Regions from separate parts of the Mus musculus genome. Here region 1 is linked to region 2. A link is a contact called in ENCODE POLR2A ChIA-PET data. All regions are on one chromosome and are shown on one strand. Each heading gives the region's core, a stretch centred on a gene start or an enhancer-like site at or near the end of the contact. The rest is flanking DNA. Distances are from core to core; before and after follow the strand shown.

The links. ChIA-PET counts read pairs that join two places held with the same protein, here RNA polymerase II (POLR2A).
Region 1: POLR2A ChIA-PET joins it to region 2 with 11 read pairs in embryonic stem cell. The contact joins the promoter of Haus7 here to the promoter of F8a in region 2. POLR2A ChIA-PET finds 5 or more read pairs at or near these places in 2 of 5 experiments (Patski and embryonic stem cell).

The regions. Positions count from the first base shown.
Region 1 is chrX:73,457,623-73,460,322 of GRCm38, reverse strand. Haus7 (HAUS augmin-like complex, subunit 7) reads left to right here and starts at 1,294. Exons shown (of 10, transcript NM_028633.3): 1 at 1,294-1,488; 2 at 2,234-2,349. The coding sequence starts at 1,384.
Region 2 is chrX:73,226,859-73,229,558 of GRCm38, reverse strand. F8a (factor 8-associated gene A) reads right to left here and starts at 1,253. Exons shown (of 1, transcript NM_007978.3): 1 at 1-1,253. The coding sequence starts at 1,243. The coding sequence ends at 98.

The sequences.
Region 1 (2,700 bases), core at 45-2,544, 230 kb before region 2:
CATGCGTCTTTATTTGCATTTATGTCTATGCACCATATGCATGCTGTGTTCAAGGAGTTTAGAAGAGGGCTTTGGGTCTTCTGGAACAGGAGTTATAGCTGGTTGTGACCTGCCACATGGGTACTGGGAACTAAACCTGGGTCTTCTGCAAGAGCACCAGCCATTAAGATTTCTTAATGGCTGAGACATCTTACTTTTTGAAACAGGGCCTCTCACTGAATCTGAGATACAGAGTTTTTTTTTTTTTTTTTTGAGACAGGGTTTCTTGGGTTTCTCTGTGTAGCCCTGGCTGTCCTGGAACTCACTCTGTAGACCAGGCTGGTCTCAAACTCAGAAATCCGCCTGCCTCTGCCTCCCAAGTGCTGGGATTACAGGCGTGTGCCGCCACAACCGGCTACAGAGAGATTTTTAAGCGGACTGAGTGGGAATGAGACACAAGAGCATCCATGAAAGCCAAAGGTAGGATGGAGATGTGGGGCCTGGTCAGCATAATGATAACAATGAACATTTACCTGTCAGACTTCACCTTAGGAATTTCATAGAAATGATTGCTTCTTTTCATCTTCATTTGTAAACCAATGAAGTAGGTGCTCTCATTATCCAACATTTATTTGAGGGCAAGGAAGCACAGAGAGGTTAGGTAACTGGCCCAAAGTTTTCTGGGTGTGGTAATGCTTACCTGTTATCACAGTGCATTGAAGGCTGAGGCAGGAGGATCACAAGTTTGAAGTCAGTCTGGGCTACAAAGCCAAATCCTGGTTCAAAGTTCTCCAAACAAAACAGACCACACAAACCAAAACAAAAGTCACACAGCCTGTGATTGGCAGAGCCAGATTTGAATTTAAGAACTTTCCCTCTGACTTTGTGTGCAAAGGAGACAAGACAGAACTTTGGGCCGAGAAATGGTCTTAGTTTTTCTATCAAAGCTTGCCTTCATCAGTCAGGATCCATCTACTGCCAAAGAGAACCTGAACAAGGTAGGAGCGCCTCCTCCTGGATGAGCCCGACCTCTTTGAGTCCCTCACTTCTGCCTCTAAAAGGAGCTACTCAGCTTTTGGTTAAGTCCTACTCGGCCCGCCTCCTCCTCTCTGCCTCTCCCCTCCAGCCCCGCCTTTAGCCCGCCTCTGTCCTATCCTCGCCCAACCCTCTTCTCTGCACCCTGCTCCCTGAGGTGCGCGCAGGCAGTGACAGAGCGGCAGCCCAATGGGAAGGCTTGTTGGAAAAGAGGGTGGGCCTTTGTGACGCCCGTCCCGATGGTTGGCTTCGCTCCTGCCGCGCGGGTTGGTGGGCGGAGAGACCTAAGAAACTGGTGAGCTTTTAGCAGTGTGGCGGCGGCCTGTAAGCTTGGGGGGCGTGAACCAGTTGTAGTTCAGAGCGCGAAACATGGCGGAGGAGGGTGCCGGTGCCGGGTCTGATGACAGCTACTACAAAGATGTGGGTGATGACTGCGTGGTCAAGGCAGCTGTAGAGGTGTTCGAGAAGCTGAAGGTACTGTGAGCCAGGGGAACCGCTCCTTGATAGGGGACCAGGTGGGGCCCCGTCCCAGTGCCATTTGGAGCTTCCTGTGGACATTGACCGCACCACAGGGGTCCACAGTGGCAGGCCCTGGCAAAGCTTTGGGGGGGGGGGCGACTTGCGGACCATCTGTCTTAGGTCTTTGGAGTCCTCGGACCTCTGCTCGTGCTGTTCCAACAGACCATTGCAAGATTGAGGCTGGGGACTTGGAGCCCATGAAAAATGGAGAACGCGGGCCCCAATCTCAAAGAGCTGGAAGTGGGTGGAGTTGGGTTTGAGGGGACAGATGGGCTGAACACCTTGCCGTTTTGTTGGGTCAGAGACAGTGACCTCCAGGTGGGTTTAAGGTACATGCAGCAGTGAGGAGCATGACCGTGTAAAGTTAGGGAGCTATCCCAGGCCCATTGAACCCCTTGCTAACCTCCCTCCCATCTCCCCTTGCTACTGACTCAGTGATCACTTTCAGTCTCCCTCCACTGCCCCTCAGATTTAATCGTAGTCTTCTTAACCCATTCTCAGGCATGTTCCTAGTTTTATGGCCGTGAAACCCAGAGGGAACACACTTAAAAGTGGTGGGGCAGCAAGTCACAGGAGCAAATGTAGGGTGAAGATGAGGGACTTGAACTTTTGACAAGGCCAGGAAGGGGCACAAACTGATAGAAATGCTTAGCCACCCCACAGTAACCGGCTTCCTCTGACTTGCCTTTTCCTTGTTTAGGGTGTAAACTGCCCCTTCCTCGACGGCCTGTATATTACAGAACCAAAGACAATTATGGAGCTGCTGTGTAGGCCCTCAAAGTACCGGTTGGACATACTGGAATGGATGTGTATACGGTAATGCTCTTTGTTCTTTCCTTTCCATGAAGTGTCTTCTGGGGGAGATGGGAATGTGTCATTTTAGAGGGTCCCATAACCAAGCCAGCTCCAGGAAAGCTAACTGAGCCATGACCAAGATGGTGGGGAGGTGGCCCTGGCAGTACAAGATGGACTTTAATGAAAGCCCTTTCTGCACCAGGCCTCCTGGGCTTTTGATTGTGTTGAGGCTATATGATGTGGTTCTTGTCACTGAGCTCTGATTACTGTCAGCTTGGACAGCACCTGATGATCAGAGAGGGACGTTGCCCAGAAACCCAGTGACAGAAACGGGCCTTCTAGATTGTTTCCCTTCTTTTCTACCCCAACTTG
Region 2 (2,700 bases), core at 4-2,503:
AAAAACAAGACAAAAACAGACAAAAAAAACAGAAGCTAGATCACATGTTTCATCACCTGTCCCCAAAGATAAAACAAGTTGGTAAGAAGGTGACTTATCAGACACCCTGTCCAGAGGGAGAGATGGTTTCCTGCAGAACGAGGTGGAGGAGGTGGTTCTGCTCAGCGGTTAGCAGTGGCCACATCTCCACCTGCAGCTTCTTGATGCCTTCAGTGTCCTTTTCTTGGGCAGCCATGACCAGAGACTGCAATAACAGAAACAGCTCCTCAGGAAGCTGGCCGCTGGTATCCTGGCCATGGCCATCGAAAGCCTCCCAGGAGTACTTCTCCAGGGTCTGGGCATGCTCGGGCAGCAGCTTGGCAGGTGGTGGTTGCAGGAGCAGCAGCAGCAGTACACGGGACACCTCACACCTGACTAGGACGTCAGCAAAGGCACCGAGTGTGCCAGGTGAAGGCGCAACAGAGCCTGGGGCGTGGTCCGGGGGCTGCGGGAGGGGCAAGGTCGAGCCCAAGACAGGTCTCGGCTGGGGTCCCGACAGGGGTGGCTGGGGCCCAGAAGGCGGCTGCGGCAGCAGCTCGAGTTGCTGTACCGGGTGGCCCCCATGCTCCCGTGCCAGGCGTTGCATGCGTGTAAATAGCGCCAGGGCGCCTGTGTAGTCGCGCGCCAACAGCTGGCAGGAGGCAGCATCACCAAGCGCTTGCAGTGCGGCCAGTGGCATCAGGGGCAGGTGCAGCTGGGCAGCCCGCTGAAAGTGACCGGCAGCAGCGGCCGGCTGGCCCACTGCGCGAAGGGCAGCAGCTAGTTCCAGGCACAGTGCAGCAGCGGCGGCAGGCTGGCCGAGCTCGAGGTGCAAGCGCACAGCGGCGCCGAGGGCGCTGGCGGCCGCCTGCAGAGGCTCCCCGTAGGCGGCGGGACAGCCCAAGCGTTGGCGCGCGTCGCACTCCTGCCGCAGGAAAAGTCGGGCCGCCTCTGTGAGGGCCAGCGCTTCCCCGGGCCCATGGAAGAGCGCCTGCTGGCAGCGCGCCACAGCCAGCTGGCACCAGGCAGCATAAGGCAGGCACTCCTGGGCGCGCAGCTCCCGGGCTAGCTGGGCGAACTGCTCCCCGGCCTCGGCCACGTTCGGCTTCCTCAAGAAGCGCTTCTTGAGCTTGTTGGACACCTGCCGATAGCGTGCCAAGAAGTCCCCAGCCTCTGAGCCTGGCCAGGCACCGCCGCCCAAGGAGGACGCAGAGCCCGCAGCCATGTTGACCGGCTAGCCGCGCCGCCTTACTTCCGGTTGAGGGAGGGCTGAGGGGGAACAGCTATGACTAACGCTACGCTGCGCCTAGCCCACAATGGGATCACAATTCATCACCTCCGCTTCCGCCTCAGGCGCCCCAGCGCTCTGCTGTAGCCACAGTGATGTGCAAAGTGCTGTTGAAGGAGGGATATGGAGGACTATAAAAGCCAATCAAGGAAGAAGGGCTGGGTGCCTACCCAAACAGTCCCCGTATGGAATTAAATTCTGCGGGGGTGGGGCTTGAGTGACGCAAATGGAGGGGGCGGGTCCAGTGCCAGTCAAATATGCAAAGGATTTCTCTGCTGCCAGGATTAGCATCGTACCCCTCACTTCCTCAACAAACATGAGACCTGACTGAGCAAGCTAGTACAGGTCCTGCCATGGTGGGAGCCTTTGCTAGTTTACAGCTTATTTACAATCATATACACATTGATATACATATCACCTGCAATCATATACACATTGATTTTGAAAGAGTTTTCATGAAGGATTTTTAGCAGGACATGCACTACCAAAGGCACTTTAAATTAGCTATTGTACATGCATGTGTTTCAATTTATACCAAGTATTTAAAAACAAAGAAGGGATTCCTTTTACTTTATTTTGAACTATCTCAATTAGTCCAAATGATTACCTACCAGAACTTGAACAAAAGGGGGGAGTGTACATTATTAAATTTATATATAAAGGATTATATACTTGCACCTAGTAGAGAATTACGTGCCTGAAAATAATTTGTCAAGATGTACAACAGAAGCTAATTTTCATTTCGCAAATTCTCTTGTCTTCTCCTTAGTTTTTCATGGTGTGATACACTTGGATCCTATCCTCCAAATTCTAAAAAAGCAATCCATTGATCCAAAAGTCAAATGAACTCAGCAAATAAAGGATGTGTTAATTTTCTACTCTTATCGTGAACCAAAAAATAGAATTGTGCATAGCAGACCTATCATTTAAAAGCATCAATGGAGGCCTGAGAGAAAGCTTACTGCTTAAGAGCATTTGTTGCTCTTGCAGAGGACCTGAGTTCATTTCCCAGTAAAACACACAGACACATAAAGAAATAATTTTTAAAAACCATCAATGTCTTGATCAATCTCTCTCTGTCTCTCTCTCCCTCCATCCCTCCTGCCCTCCTGCCCTCCCTCCCTCTGAAAAAAGCCAGTATACCAATTTCTCTCTTAAATGACAACCTATCCCATAGAACAGTGATATATCACATATGTACTTTAGGTTTCAAATGAGTGCATTTATGTATATTGCAAGCAAATGTAAAACAATAAACAACATAATACAGCACATAAATAGAAGAGGCAGGCAGCAAAGTATTATCAAACCAGGCACTTACAACCTTTAGCCAAAAAGACTTAAGATAGCTTAATTAGTTAAGAGAACAAAGGGAACATCATTAAATTGGGCAC